4 separate regions of the Homo sapiens genome follow, and all the other regions are linked to region 1. A link is an interaction called in ENCODE POLR2A ChIA-PET data of the cell type or tissue named here. Cell type or tissue: MCF 10A. All regions are shown on one strand. Region 1 overlaps MACROD2 (mono-ADP ribosylhydrolase 2). Region 2 overlaps MACROD2 (mono-ADP ribosylhydrolase 2). Region 3 overlaps MACROD2 (mono-ADP ribosylhydrolase 2). Region 4 overlaps MACROD2 (mono-ADP ribosylhydrolase 2).

Evidence for each region. Peaks named below come from ENCODE experiments on the same cell type or tissue, not always from the same donor. Only the 100,000 strongest peaks of a DNase experiment are listed, where the experiment ranks them.
Region 2: POLR2A ChIA-PET joins it to region 1 with 20 read pairs; 5 of 35 experiments call an interaction of 5 or more read pairs at or near these places.
Region 3: POLR2A ChIA-PET joins it to region 1 with 18 read pairs; 2 of 35 experiments call an interaction of 5 or more read pairs at or near these places.
Region 4: POLR2A ChIA-PET joins it to region 1 with 13 read pairs; 4 of 35 experiments call an interaction of 5 or more read pairs at or near these places.

What each region holds. Positions count from the first base shown.
Region 1 is chr20:15,043,116-15,047,115 of GRCh38, reverse strand. All of the region lies in intron 5 of MACROD2 (mono-ADP ribosylhydrolase 2), which reads right to left. Among named protein-coding and RNA genes, the nearest start is that of MACROD2-AS1, 120 kb to the right of the region's middle. In MCF 10A, no CTCF peak of the experiment used is centred here; a DNase peak (open chromatin) is centred at 1,675.
Region 2 is chr20:14,989,514-14,993,513 of GRCh38, reverse strand. The region is part of intron 5 of MACROD2 (mono-ADP ribosylhydrolase 2); the gene reads right to left. Among named protein-coding and RNA genes, the nearest start is that of MACROD2-AS1, 62 kb to the right of the region's middle. In MCF 10A, no CTCF peak of the experiment used is centred here; DNase peaks (open chromatin) are centred at 423, 1,223 and 2,283.
Region 3 is chr20:14,961,615-14,965,614 of GRCh38, reverse strand. The region is part of intron 5 of MACROD2 (mono-ADP ribosylhydrolase 2); the gene reads right to left. Among named protein-coding and RNA genes, the nearest start is that of MACROD2-AS1, 34 kb to the right of the region's middle. In MCF 10A, no CTCF peak of the experiment used is centred here; a DNase peak (open chromatin) is centred at 2,214.
Region 4 is chr20:14,978,895-14,982,894 of GRCh38, reverse strand. All of the region lies in intron 5 of MACROD2 (mono-ADP ribosylhydrolase 2), which reads right to left. Among named protein-coding and RNA genes, the nearest start is that of MACROD2-AS1, 51 kb to the right of the region's middle. In MCF 10A, no CTCF peak of the experiment used is centred here; no DNase peak of the experiment used is centred here.

The DNA.
Region 1 (4,000 bases):
ACATCAATTACATTAAATATCATGCTTGGGCTGCCAGATCATTGTGAACAAAACACATTGATAAGCAATGTGCTTTTCAGCCAAGGGCAACCAATGAATGCAGTGAGTTATCAAAGAGACATAAAGAAATATGTTCTACTTTAGGGAAAGTCACAGCAGCTGTTAATCAGATGCAAGTAATTGAAGTATAGTTGACAAAATGTTAAGAGGAACAGGACCAACAGCCCAGATTAATAAATTCCTTTTCAGAAGGAAAGCATTAGCAAAGTCAAGGAACAGAAAGTTATGAGGTATAATAGCTACAACTGAGTAATTTATAACCTAGGCGTGGAAAGAGTAGACAGAGAGGCCAACTGGACAGGTGTTGTGATAGTCCAGAAGTGAGGGGACTGTAGCCTGGGATTAAAAGAAACACAACTGGAATGGAGAAGAAGGGGGACTTTAAGAGTCATTTCAAAAGAAGAATCCAAGATTTGAAACTGACTGGGAACGGACAGCCAGAGTAAGAAGTGGGGTTAAAACAATAAACACTAACTCCTTTCTTAATACATACATGCATGTGTGTGTGCGCACACATACCTAGGTACACATGTGCAAAAACACAGACGTGACACTTGTTTACTGGGAGTAATTGTGTCACAGACAGAAACAGACCGTCTAAAGGGTTTTGGTAGGAAGATGTTCTCATTGGGTTTAATCTTGGTCATGGTAAATCTGCGGTAATGGAAGAACATGTGCGTGAAATGTTTTGGTTTTGGGGACCATTCTTTTTGCAAAACTTATGTTCAAAAGAGACTACGAGGTAAGAGTTATAGCTTTAGAAGTCATCATGTGGGAAGGTTCGGAGATATATTTTTAAATTACTGATCCATATGTTGTCTCTTACTTTTACAAAACAGTTTATTTGAATTTCTTATATATATATATGTATTTTTTAATTTTTACCTTATGTGGCATTTATTCTATATTGTTCTAGGAGGAGTCTGAGAAGACCTAAAACAGAAGAGAAAAAGGCGAAGAAGATGCTTAAATATATACATTATTCAAGTAATTAACTGAAGCCTTGAGCGTACAGATGATCTCCGAAAGGACGCCACAGAGAGGAGAAGGCTGGACTTGCAGAACACACTGCTGTTGAAGAGGTGACAGGAAGATTCAGAGCTCACAAAGAAGACAGGTCAGACGTGGAGAGGCGAGCCAGCAGAACACCCTCAGAAATACTGCTCTCCTGTTCGGATGGCCAGTTTTCATATTTTAGAATATTTTTCAAAAAGCACTTCAATATAATGAAGTTCCCTCAGTTATAACAAGGCCATTTTTCATAGCTATTTGTGTAGATAGTCCAAAAGTGTGGTGTGTTATCAGAAAGGGAAAAAAAAAAAAAAAAAAAAAAAAACCCTGGTCTGGAGAGAAATTATCAGAGAAACATCAGAATAAACCAATTTGTTTGATTAAAAATCTATGGGTAATGGTGGCCTTTCTCCATGGTTATGATCTTGTATTTCACATGTACAAACACCATATATTTGTAATTTATGAATCAAATCATGATTTAGGAATTTATTAAAAAGGCAAACTAAGGAAGAAAGCCAAGTTTCACAATAGTTTCAACAGCTAAACATCATGTTTTCCGCGCAACGTGGAGACATGCCTGCAAGCACTCTTTCTCCCCCGGGCCTCAAATGTGCTGCCAAATCCTTTACTCACCTCCCTGTGTTGCTGAGTGAACTGAAGGGGAGAAAAACACAGACAAGGTCAGAACACTCTCACAGAGGTGGCAAAGGTGTCCCATTTTACTGGATGTTTGGGATTCCCAAGCTGACATTCTAACCTCAGACATTATTTAGAAGAGCATTAAAAATTTAGCTGCGTGAAGCTGTGTTTTCTGATTAGGGTCTTCTGCAGGGTGACGGCCATGATGAACTTGTTACTGACAATTCTTCCTCAGACAATTCATCCCCATTTCTTTTCTTTTCTTTTCTTTTTCTAGATCATCTTTAGTACTGTTAGGTTCTCTTAGAAACTGGTGCACTCAGGATTCCTTGTGTGTTAAAAGGTTGTGATGTAGGAGTTAAAAAGCTTCAATTCAGCCTCTTGTGTTTTGAACCACATATGACTGTTTTGTAGAAAACTCTTACATTGACATAAGGTTCAGATGCTGCATTTTAACATTGAATGTATTTTTAGACAAAACTTAAAATCTGTATAAATATTATTAAATATTTCTATGGATAAACAACTGCACATAACGTTTTATCTGTGAGAGTCCCAAGAGGAAATAAATGGCACTTTCAAACAGAGTAATTTGAGTGTTTAATAGAGACTATTTACAAAGATGTGGGAAGGCTGTAGCAACCCCCAGAGCTAGTGACATTCCCTGAAGTTAGCAAGCAGGCACTGTTAACATTTTCAAGCCAAAAGGCTTGAAAAGAAAGTGTAGTTCCCAGCACATGTAGACAATCACAAAAAGCAAACACCTCACCTTTACTCTCCTCTTTACCTTAGACTGCCTGGGAGAGCTGCCCATTGACCAAACCCAAAAAGAAGCCAGAAGGCAGAGAAGTCCATTGAGACAGTCCATACAGATCAGCTCTCCAGGCAGAGAGAATGGGAAAGATGGGAAGAGTGGGTCTGGAGGGCAAATGGGAGACACTCCGCACAGATGTACTCATTGACTCAGAGAAGGAGTGTGTTAAGGGAGAAAACAGGAATAATCTTGATTGTGCCATTTTGAATTTCAAAACTGATAGTGTGATATAACAAATATATATTCAGTCCCCAGTTCCTGGCACAGAGCTCCCTAAAACTCTTGTAAGCTCCTGAGTGATAGGAGTAAGAAGAACCTCTTTGGTTATTCATAATAAGGCTCTTTAACCACACCTGAGATTATGCTAATAGGATTACTCTTGATGGGCCCCTAAATAGCTTCAGGATGAGGTCTGGTTGCCAGAGGATCCGACCATGTGATGAGAGGGTTGGCACCTTTCAGCCCCACCTTCCAACCTCCATGGAGGGGAGATAGGCTGTAGATTGAATTCAATCACCAAAGGCCAATGACTTAATCAATCATGCCTATTTAATGACACCTCCATAAAAACCCTACACAATGGAGTGCAGAGAGTTTCAGGGGTGCTGAGCACATGCAGGTACAAGGAGTGTGGCGCTCCCAGAGAAGGTTTGGAAGCTTCATGCCTCTTTCTGCCCCATGCATCTCTTCTGTCTGGCCATTCTTGAATTGTGTCCTTTGTAATAAATTGGTCATATTAAGTAAAGTGTCTTCCTGAGTTCTGTGATCCATTCTAATAAAATATCAAACCCGAGGAGAGTGTCGTGGGAACCTCTGATCAGCTGGTTGGTCAGAAATACGGGAAGCCTGGATGTGTGACTGGCATCTGAAGTGGAGGCCATAATCAGGGGTACAGACAAAGTGTTAGAGAGAAGCACAGTGAATGAAAAGAGCTCCTCTCCACCATGCCCAGACTGCAAAAGCTTCTTTTTGACTGGGGGAAAGAGAAAAGGGAAGAGGCGATAAGTAAAGGAAGATCTGAAGGCCCAGGAGTACAGGGGCCCAAGACAATCTTTCAAAAGAAGCCACTCAGAGAGGGACAAACTCCAGAGAGAGAATGTGGGTGTGCAGCGTGGAGGCATCATGCAAAAAACTCAAGTGGGTGAAGGAAGCTAGGTGGAATCCAATGGACACTGGAGGGGCCTGTGTGGGCCTGGAGAGCCAATGCCCCATGCAAAGGCACAGCAATGCCCTATGCAAAGGCACAGCCCCAGCCAGCTGGCTGCTCCTATGCAAGAATGCAGGCACTGAGTTACAGTATTTCCCATTTTTCAAGAGAAATCTGAAAACTACATTATTCAAATAAAATTTCCAGATTCTTAAAACTTTGTGGGCTAAATAAAATGCGTCTGTGGAACAAATTCAGTCCACTGCCTGGTCATAGAAACATGGAGTCCTAGTGGCTTACTATGCCCTAAGCAAGCCACCAAAGCA
Region 2 (4,000 bases), 54 kb after region 1:
AAATATTTTTGTGAGGCAATTTTTTTGGATTAGTATCATATAAAGACACACAGAAAATGGGAAGATCTTAAATTTATTACACAGAGAATGTATATTCTCATATTTGGATGTTCATTGGTTGGGATCAAAAGTTTACCCCAAAACTTTATCCCAGGGGCACACTTCCAAGAATTTGAGGGCAGTTGATCTAAATATGATATCAAAGACCCCTCCCTCATACAATTTTCCTTCACCAAAAAAAAAAAAAAGTAACCATAGCAGATAACATCTGGTTGCATGTAATCTGAATTCATCTGAAATCCCACTGTAAACAAGTTCACGAATAGCAAGGGGCAGTTAAACATTCCACTGGCTTTAGATAATTGAAACCATCTTCCAAAAAATTACCTTCAATTACTGGACTCCAGGAAAGAAACAGGCGGTTTCTGGCAAAGTACCAGAAAGGACAAGAGAAGGGAGAAAGAGGGAGGCAGATAGAGAAAGAGAATGCAGTCTATTTTCCAGAATACAATGGAAGATCATTAAATATTCTATTGTATTTGTAAGACAGGATGGTTAATGTCATGCCCACCCAAAAGATATTTCTAGTGGAATCACAGGATTAGAGCCTAGAAAGCTATCGTTATGGACTTTTATGTCAGGTTCTTGCTTTCCAGCAGTATTATCTCTAAAACATCATAGGCAAAAAGGCTTTTCAAATCTGATTTTTAAAAAAATTTCAAAGAAAGGAACTTCACAATATACGATATACATTTAGCTTTTAAATGTGTAAACTAGATGCATGTCTAAAAGTTCTAAATTCTTCTGCATTACAGGTATTATAGTCTACTTAGGAAAAGGCTATTAAATCATGTCATCTTTTAAAAGTCTTTTCCATAACATCTAATCTCTGGAAATAATGGGAGAAAATAATTTGTGTAAATTCTTTTACATCTTAAAGGCCATATCACATTACTTTGGATTAATTATATATGGCAACAGTCAGCTAGTCAGCCCCTAATGTCAACCTACTGCATTAGTATATTATCACTGATAATACAGTTTTGATGATAATTTGAACCATATGCAAAAACAAATACATCAAAGCAACTGAGTTTTTGTGTTAGACAATCAAGTCTGCTTACTTCTAATTGAAATATAAGAACAACATGCATTTTAACTAGCTTCTAGGCAGATGTGTTACAACACCTACATTCTACAGATAGAGACACCATTGTGTTTTGTTTATTTTATGAGCAAGAACATCAGTTCTGATGCAATGCTGCATTCTTTCTATGATGAATGTTGTAGATGAGAAATTTCTATTTTTAAGAAAAGACTTCACTTTGGAAAAGTGATCCTTAAACTACTTACCCAGAAATAAATGAGTTATTTTCTCTACTGCATAGCCTCAAATAAATTCTAGACTTAAAAAATGGTTGCCATATTTAACACAGCTCTTACTATAATTTGTAGTTATGTGTACATATATGCGTTAACACCTGACTCTATCCTCTCCTCCCACCACCCACTCAATATGACAAGTGCTTAATACTGAGTAGGAGATCAATAAATGTCTTTTGGATGGATGGATGGATGGATGGAGAGTTGGATGGATGGATGATAGGTGAATGGTTACAGTTATAACCATTTTGATCTGAATATTTCAAACTTTTAAATTCACACTATGTACCTGTAGACCTGGAGCATTAATTAAGGCGGTGCAAATTAGATAACTGAATCCAACTCTAGTCTATGACAGCCCAAGTCTAGAGATTGTCAACTAAAATGTGTCACCTTGCTTCACCCTTACCCTTTCATCTTCCCCCAAAGAAGTGAGATCTATTTTGAAAGGGAATTTGATCTGTAGTCTCCCTCAAATCACTTTTTGAAGTAGGCAGTGCATAAATAAAAACAATAAATCAAATTGAAGGCTGGAAATAAAGTAACTTGGTCCTTATCATAGTCTTGTCTCTTGAAGTCAGAGTCATTGGGAGCATTGTCTTTTACAGCCTCAGTTAGCTCCTTTGCAAAGTAGAGAAAATAAATTCCTTAGGTCTGTGATTCAAGAAAATCTGATGAAAATGAAGGGCTAAGGATATTCAGTGCAGAGGCTGAGGGCTTTGCTCACTGTAACATATTTTTTCTTATTTTTCTCACTGTAATGTTTTGTTGGAATCTACCCAAGACCTAGGCATTTGTGTTTGATGTGTAGTCAATTCTTTAAAAAAAAAATGATGCAAAGTTGTTATGGTATGAGTGGGTTCACTGTCCATGAACAGGCAGTGGTCAAACAGTTGGGAAATGGGGCAACGTGAGATTTTTTTTTTCACTTGGTGTTTGCACTGACATCATTCAAGGCTTAAGAAGGATTAGGAAAGGTGGAAAGTGTCTCAAGCCATTTCCTTTCCTACTAGGCCATCAAGAACAGCAGCAGGCCCAGCAAGCTGTGTACAGGGCAAGAAACTAGTTTACAACAGTGTAAGGAGTTTCACATGGAAACTAAATAAATGTTGAAAAAGAGACAGTCTCACAGAAAGACACAGAATTCTGCCCCTTCTTGATCTTTATCTTCCTGGAGCAAAAATAATGCATGTGAGTAATATATCATAACTTTTCTTATCAATAACTTTCAGGGGGCCTTCCCCCAGCCCAAGGCTACTAATTAGAGATTTAGAATATTAAAGTCATGTTGCAGATTAAGTTTAAGAAACATAGTTCTCAGCCGGGCGTGGTGGCTCACACCTGTAATCCCAGCACTTTGGGAGGCCGAGGTGGGCAGATCACAAGGTCAGTAGTTCAAGACCAGCCTGGCCAATATGGTGAAACCCCGCCTCTACTAAAAATACAAAAATTATCCGGGAGTGGTGGTGAGTGCCTGTAGTCCCTGCTACTTGGGAGGCTGAGGCAGGAGAATTGCTTCAACCTGAGAGGCAGAGGTTTCAGTGAGTCGAGATCGCGCCATTGCACTCCAGCCTGGGCGGCAGAGCGAGACTCCATCTCAAAAAAAAAAAAAAAAGAAAAAGAAAAAAAAAAAGGAAACAGAGCTCTCAGTTCTCTTGGTCCTTGGAAGAAACAAGGGCCTTATGTGGGGTTATTTAAGCAAAGACCTCAGGTCCTGGTGGAGTTGAGCCCCTGTCTTCAGAGATATCTCAACATAGCAGGCTAGCAAATCTGCAACTTCCAAAATAACTACCCTGGGCTTCTTAACTCACTCAAATTGTGTTCCACCTTTTGCAGCATTATTCAAGTCACATCCTTCCAAAGGCAACATTTTTTATCTATTGTGTATCTCCCGATATTAAATATGAGGCTGATCACATTTCCAAAACCCATTCGTTGACATAGGGGTTTTGGAAATGTGAACAGCTGGCTCCTCTCTGGGGCTCAGAATTGGTGACCTCAAGTGAAATGCCAGGCCAGCTGATGTATTCAGTGAAATGACCAGTGTAACTGCCTACCCCATTTAAGCTGCCGGCTACTTGTAAAAACTGACCCATCCTCAGGACCATTTTAGAGCTATGTAACCACAGCTCATCAAGATCCCCAGAGAAACCACAGCTCATGAAGATCCCCAGAGACAAATAATTCCTTTTAAAATTGACATAGGAATAATACAGGGTGATTGTAGGAACATAGAAAATTCCAGGCAGCAGTTTCACATGACTAGCAAAAAGAAACGGTTGAAATAGCTGCAGAAGCTAGGGGTAGATAAGATCCTGAAAAAATCTGGGTGTGGACCAAGCTATGACCGACCTAAAACGGACCGGACCCAACATAGCACTGGATTTGACCTAGATTTCACCTAGGACCTTATTATATGCTCATTAACATCTTAAATTACACACCCACCAGCGCTATGACAGTTCTAGAAACATCCATATTTAGTGCAAAAATGGGTGGTACCAGAGTTCCAAGAAATCTCCACCTTGTTCCAGGAATCTTCATGAATCTTCTACCCCTTGGTTACAGAATCCCATAAAGGTAGCAGTCCCAACCCCCTTGCACCTGACTCTCTCTT
Region 3 (4,000 bases), 82 kb after region 1:
GTGGCGGGCGCCTATAGCCCCAGTTACTAGGGAGGCTGAGTCAGGAGAATGGCGTGAACCCGGGAGGCGGAGCTTGCAGTGAGCCGAGATCGGGCCACTACACTCCAGCCTGGGGGACTGAGAGAGACTCCGTCTCAAAAAAAAAAAAAAAAAAAAAAAAAGAAAAAAAAATAACTTTTAGCCGTCCCTAGGTTGGAAACAATTAGAATATGGATCTAGTAATATCATTTTAAGAAACAGCAAAAAAGTATAACTATAAAAAATGGCATTTGGAATTGTGTTAAGTTACCGATATATTTCCATGAACAACTAGTTTCAGAATATTGTAATGAATATTGAATATATAACTTCAAATATTGATGTTACTGTTCTCAGACTGGTCAAGACGGAAGAGGATAGAACATCATTCTTTTAAACTGACACCAGCTGCTTCTTAACAATCACCACATACACGCTTATCTGGCTGACCAATCAGAAGTAGGCTCCTTAAAAGCAAGTATCTGCTGACCATTTATAGTAATTTTCACATGAAAACAGGTTCATCAAAAACAGCTTAACCTTTGCCGACACTAAACATGTGCTTCAGAAAAATGATCTTTCTGTCTCAACTGTACTATTATTTCTAATTCCATATCCCTCAATACTTAACAAAACACAATTTTCACAACACCTTTCCTTCAAAGTGTTTCACAAATACAGTTTTTCATTCTGTATGTATTCCGCCTATACCTGCTTCACCACTTGAGGGTGCAGAGGGCATTCATCTTAGCAGAGAAGTGACACCAAACCAGCTGCCTGGGCTTCCCATTTTTAGTTGAGCGTGATTTTTAAAAATAACACTAAAGTATAGCACAGTGGCTATGGGACTGCTTGGGTTCACAAGTTAAAAACAATATGAACTCAATAAATCTAGCTACTATTTCCATTGTTGCTGCTATTATTACTATTAATTTTATAACAAAGCAGATAGGTATTTGGAATCCAGGGATGCTAGTGTGCGTGCAGTCTCTCTTTATTTTTTTTTTATTTTTTTTATTTTTTTGAGATGGAGTCTTGCTCTGTCGCCCAGGCTGAAGTGCAGTGGCGCGATCTCGGCTCACTGCAAGCTCCACCTCCCAGATTCACGCCATTCTTCTGCCTCAGCCTCCTGAGTAGCTAGGACTACAGGTGCCCGCCACCACGCCCGGCTAATTTTTTTGTATTTTTAGTAGAGACGGGGTTTCACCGTGTTAGCCAGGATGGTCTCGATCTCCTGACCTCGTGATCTGCCCTCCTCGGCCTCCCAAAGTGCTGGGATTACAGGCGTGAGCCACCGCGCCCGGCCTGTGTGCAGTCTCATTTATATATTTTAGTTACACAAAATCAGAAGGAAATCGAAGAGGTTGAAATCCTAATTCAGAGAGTTTGCTATCCTAATATACTTAAGGAGAGCCAACAATTCAATGAAAGCAAATGCACCATACCATTTATATTTCATTGACATTCTTGAACCTCCATTCTACTTTGAAAATTTGTTATACAGAGAAGAAAAAAAATCACCTTATACAGAGAAGAAAAAAAAACACAGAAAAAAATCTGAATTTCTGCTGCATTTCCATCTCTATATTGTTTAAACAATAAACTCCCTCTACCAAGGAATTACTATGAATGCAAAAAACTGTAATTTATTGCTGTAAATATTTATCAAGCCATTGATATCCTATGCATTTCCCTCTCTACTTTAGAAGTCAACATTTATTTGTAAGTTGTAAGAAGCCCAAAGAAAAGTTCTGGGGACTAGACCATGCTAAATTGCTATAAGATTTGAGGATCCTTCTCCTCCCAAGAAACAAAAAGAGATTGATCATTATGAATCTACATGAAGAACTTTCCACTTTCTTCCAAGAATTTCGAAAAGCTATTTTCTAGTTCAGCAGGAAGAGGATCGTGTGTTCATATTTCCATCCTGAGCTTGTCATGGCATTTTCAGTATTGTTTTCAAGAGTAATAAGGCTCATAAAATGTCAATCAAAACCCACCACCGGCAGGGAATGTGTTGGAAGCTGTTACATAATCAGCATACCTGTTTCAGCACAACACAAGTGGCATTTTTCATGTCAATACTGAGTTCACAACTTTAAATCTCAGATTTCCTGTGCCTCTGGATTGCCATGGAGGTCGGGACTCTGGCAGTCTGAGCAGCCTTAGTCAAAACCCAAGCGTCCCATTGTCTAATAGAATAATGAGTCATTTCACCCTCCCAGGTCTCCTTCCCCTGAGTAATAGAATTATTGGGAGGAGGTGTGAGGGAAGGGCAAAACAGGGCACTTCTGACAGCTGCAGGAAAGGCTGGAGAAATTCTCAGCCCTTGCAAGCACTCAGATTTTCTAAGCTGACACCCACCCTCAAATTTAAACTTGGATGCTGCTGTACTACTACGGTACTCAATAATCTCTACCTGCACATCCCAGCCTCACCTACCAGAAGCCCAGACACCCAATGCACTGTGCTCTGAGCTAATTCTACTTGGTGAAAAAAAGTATGGTACAGTTTTTTTATTTTATTTCTGAATAACCACTAGCTAAGACATAATAGTTATCGGAGTCCTAAACTATCTTAAAAATTTAAGTAGGAAAAGACATTGGACTGGCATGCTAATCATCTCCGAACAGGCTTTCTCCATGGCATATTCTCCAACCAACTCAAATTGTAAATGATTTGGGTAACACAGCTTTCTGAGTTTCCTTAGAGTTTTTTTTCCCCAAACAACAGCAATTTTACGGGAATGTGGACCAAATAAATACTATTTTAGTAGGTGAAATATGGAGAGAGGAAAGTGGACAGACGAGAGAAAGAGCATTGGTGAGGAGGGAGAGGAGGAAAAGGAAAAGAAGAAAGAAAGGTTAGAATAAAAAGAAAAAAAAGAAGAGAATAAGAAAGATAAGAAGGAAGAAGTAATGAAGAAAAGGAAGAAGAGGAGGAGGAAGAAAAGAGGAAGAGGAGGTATTCTTTTTACAGACTTTTATTTGCTTGGTATTTCCACACTTGTTATAGCGTAACTTTTCATACACATATATATAGAGACAGAGAGAAAGAGAGAGAGAGAGAAAGAGAGAGAGAGAGAGCAAAATTCTGTCTCAGAAACAAAACAAACATAACTATATATAAATACTATATATATATATAAATACTATATATATGTGTGTGTACTTGAGAGGCTGAGATGGGAGGATCACTTGAGCCCAGGAGGTCAAGGATGCAGTGAGCTATGATTGAGCCAATGTACTCCAGCCTGGGTGACAGCGTGAGATTCTCTCTCTAGAAAAAAATGTCAAATTGAGGGACATTGTACAGAAATAACTGAGGAGTACTCTTCAAAAGTGCCAAGTCACAAAAGCTAAGAAAAGACTGAGAACCAGTTATAGGCTGGAAGAGATTAAGAACAAATAAATGTAATGTGAGATCCTAGAACAACAACAACAAAAAGGTCACTAGCTGGGTGTGGTGGCACACGCCTGTAGTCCTGGCTACTCGGGAGGCCAACGTGGGAGGATTGCTTGAAACTGGGAAGCAGAGGTTGCAGTGAGCCCAGATGGTACCACTGCACTCCAGTCTGAGCGAGAGTGAGACTCCGTCTCAAAAACAAACAAACAAAAAGGTTAGTAGAAAAACTGGCAAAATTCAAATAAGGTCTGAAGTTTAGTTATTGATATTGTATAATTGTTAATTTCTTGTTCTTGATAATTGTCATATGGTTTTCTAAGATATTACCATTAGAAGGAGTGGGATGAGAGAGGTGTATATTTTTTAAACTCTTTGAATTATTTTTGCAACTTTTCTGTAAGTCTAAAAATTCAAAATAAAATATTTTCAAAATGTGAAAGAATGTGTGTCTTAGAATCATTTAAACACCTAACTTAGGCTGGCGCAGTGACTCACACCTGTAATCCTTGCACTTTGGGAGGCCGAAGTGGGATGGGGAGTTGAGGGGCCGTGGGCGATATCGTTTGAGCCCAGGAGG
Region 4 (4,000 bases), 64 kb after region 1:
GGTCTGGAGGATAGTGATCCTCTTCTCACAGCTCCACTAGGCAGTACTCCAGTAGGGACTCTGTGTGGGGGCTCCCACCCCACACTGCCCAATGCACTGCCCTAGGAGAGGTTCTCTGTGAGGACCCCACCCCTAAAGCAAACTTCTGCCTGAGCATCCAGACATTTCTATACATCTTCTGAAATCTAGTTGGAGGTTCCCAAACCTCAGTTCTTGACTTCTGTGCACTCACAAGGCTCAACACCATGTGGAAGCTGCCAAGGCTTGAGGTTTGCACCCTCTGAGGCCATGGCCCAAGCTCTGCGTTGGCCCCTTTCAGCCACAGCTGGAGTGGCTGGGATGTAGGGCACCAAGTCCCTAGGCTGCACACAGCATGGTGACCCTTGGTGTGGCCCATTAAACCATTTTTTCCTCCTGTGCCTCCAGGCCTGTGATGGGAGGGACTGCCACAAAGGTCTCTGACATGCCCTGGAGACATTTTCCCCATTGTCTTGGTGATTAACATTCAGCTCCTCATTACTTATGCAAATTTCTGCAGCCAGCTTGAATTTCTCCTCAGAAAATGGAATTTTCTCTTCTACTGCACTGTTAGGCTGCAAATTTTCCAAATTTTATGTTCCATTTCCCTTCTGAAACTGAATGCATTTAAGAGTACCCAAGTCACCTCTTGAATGTTTTGCTGCTTAGAAATTTCTTCCACCAGATACCCTAAATCATCTCTCTCAAGTTCAAAGTCCCACAGATCTCTAGGGCAGGGACAAAATACTGCCAGTCTCTTTCCTAAAACATAACAAGAGTCACCTTTGCTCCAGTTCCCAACAAGTTCCTCCTCTCTATTTGAGACCACCACAGCCTGGACCTTATTGTTCATATCACTATCAGCATTTTTGTCAAAGTCATTCAACAAGTCTCTAGGAAGTTCAAAACTTTCCCACATTTCCCTGTCTTCTTATGAGCTCTCTAAACTGTTCCAACCTCTGCCTGTAACCCAGTTACAAAGTCACTTCCAAATTTTCAGGTATCTTTTCAGCAACACCCTACTCTACTGGTACCAGTTTACTGCATTAGTCCATTTTCACACTGCTGATAAAGACATAACCGAGATTGGGCAATTTACAAAAGAAAGAGGTTTATTGGATTTACAGTTCCATGTGGCTGGGGAGGCCTCACAATCATGGTGGAAGGTGAAAGGCACATCTCATATGGTGGCAGACAAGAGAAGACAGCTTGTGCAGGGAAAATTCCATTTTTAAAGCCACCAGATCTCGCAAGACTTATTCACTATCACAAGAACAACACAGGAAAGATCTGCCCCCATGATTCAATTACCTCCCACTGGGTCTCTCCCACAACAGGTGGGAATTTAAAATGAGATTTGAGTGGGGACACGGCCAAATCATATAACATGCACACACCGACACACACACAGACACACACACACATATATATATATATATATATACATATACATATATACACACACACGTATGATTGGAATTACAGTAAGGCTTTTCCAAAGGAGTGAGGTTTAAGCTAAAATGAAGGAAAAGTGAAACTTACCCAGGTGAATGGAAAAGAGGAAGAACATTCCAGGCAGTGGGGATGGCATTTGCAAAAGCTGGGAACAGGGATTTAATGTGTCCAAGGGTTTGTTTAATATTGCTAAGGAAGTGAATAAAGGACCTTTCAGAGTTAGCTGAATATACTAGCTATGTCACCTCAGTGTAGGACCTTGAACGCGATGATGGGGATCCTTGTTTTTTTCCTAAAAGCTATAAGAAATGGGGGCATTCCCCCAAACTCTTAAGTTAGGTGGGACACACACACACACATACACACATGCACACACACACACACACACACACACACACACTTCTTTTTGTAAAGGATCCTTCTGGCTGCACTCTGGATGAGAGAGGAGAAGAACTCAAGGAGCTAAGGAGGGGCCTACTGGGAGGCTTCTGCCCTAGCCTGGAAGAGAGAAAGAATGGTGGCTTAGATTAAAGGCAGCAAGGAAAAAGTGAATTAGAAGAAGAGGGATTAGGAGGTACAATAGACATGATTTGCTGAAGACCTGATTATCCTGGGTAAGTGAGAGAACCAAGAAAACACCTGGATTCCTAGCTAGGTGCTAAACTTGATGCTTTATACTACCATGGTCAATAAAAATGGCAACCAGTTACTGAGTATCCACCAAGGTAAAGAATAATGTAGTGTCACAAATAGGGTCACTAGAGCAAAACACCATGAGAGCTTAAATGCTGGCCTTAATGATTAGTAGTATTTCACTTGGCCAATTACATAAGTTGTCATTGTTTCTGTTTCTTCATTTACAAAATGAGAATAATGATTATATCCACCTGTAGGGCGTGTCTTAGTCTGTTTTCTGTTGTTTGTAATGGAATACCTGAAACTGAGAAATTTACAAAGACAAGGAATTTATTTCTTACAGTTACAGAGTCTGAGAAGGTTGAGGGGTTGCATCTGGTGAGGGCCGTCTTGCTGGTGTGGAGTTTCTGCAGAGTTCCAAGGTGGGACAAGGCATCATGTGGGGAGGGGGCTGAGCTTGCTAGCTCAGGTCTCTCTTTCAAGTCACCAGTGTCACTCCTGAGATAACTCATTAATCTACTAACCTAGTAATTCATTAATCCATTAATTCAAGAATGGATTGATTCATTCATGAGATAGAGTTCTCATGACCCATTAACCTTTTTAAGGCCCCATCTCTCAATACTTCCACCTTCAGGATGAAATTTCAAAATAAGTTTTTAGGAGGACAAATATTCAAATGACAGCAAGATTGTCATGAGAATTAAATATGGTAATACTTACAAAGTGCTTACAAGTTTCCTGAAACATGGTAAACACTCAATAAATGCTAGCCATTATTATTACCAAGTGGCAGGGGATAACAAACATAGTAGATAAGTCATCTCAAAACCCATTCTACCAAGAAGGTATTATCATCCCTATTTTATAGATTGGGAAGTAAAAGCTTCAAGGGTTTTAAGGACATATCAACACCACACAGTTAATTTAGTGACAAAGGCAAAACTCAATTCAGTTTTGTCTAGTTCCAAAGTTCATATTATTCTATTTTATCAGAACAAGTAGCTTCTCTTTGAAGCATTTCCAACGTGACAACAAAGGATAGAAACAACTACTTAAATTTCCTTATTAAGCAAAATGACTCATTGAACTAGCTGACCTCGCAGATTGGCATTTGGTAAAAAAAACTTGTGATCAAACATTGACATTTATGTCGAAGCACAATTCACATAACTTATCAAGAACCCATTTCTTTTTCCAGGAAGCTCAAAGTATTAGAAGGTAGAGTTCTCTGAATAAGCAATTTAAACTTTGCTCTTTTTAAGTCAGTTAACAGGACATTATTGTTCATCTTGAGAGAATATTTCTTTCTCTCTTGCTGTCAACAAATAATAAAACTGTAATGACTTTTTTGTTGGTTCTTTTATGCCAACTTACATTTCAACACACAATGGAAGTACATGCCTCACTGAAATGCAGTATTTGCCCAAATGCACATTTATTTTATGTCAAGCCATGAAAAATAGTTAGAAATAAAAATTTTACAAATTTTATTCTAATCTTTTGTTCATTAAAATATAAATCACAGCTGGGCTCAGGCACTCACATCTGTCATCCCAATACTTTAGAAGGCCGAGGTAGGAGGATCTTTTGAGGCTAGGAATTTGAGACTAGCCTGAGAAACACAGTGAGACCCTGTCTCTACAAAAAATTAAAAAAAAAAAAAATTAGCTGGGTATGGTGGTGTGTACATGTAGTCCTAGCTACTCAGGAGGCTGATGCCGAAGGATCACTTGAGCCCAGGAGTCCGAGGTTGCAGTGAGCTATGATAACACCACTGTACTTCAGCCTAGGTGACAGAGCAAAGGCCCTGTCTCTTAAATATATATATATATGATTATATATATTATGATATATATTATGATATATATTATATATAATATATTATATA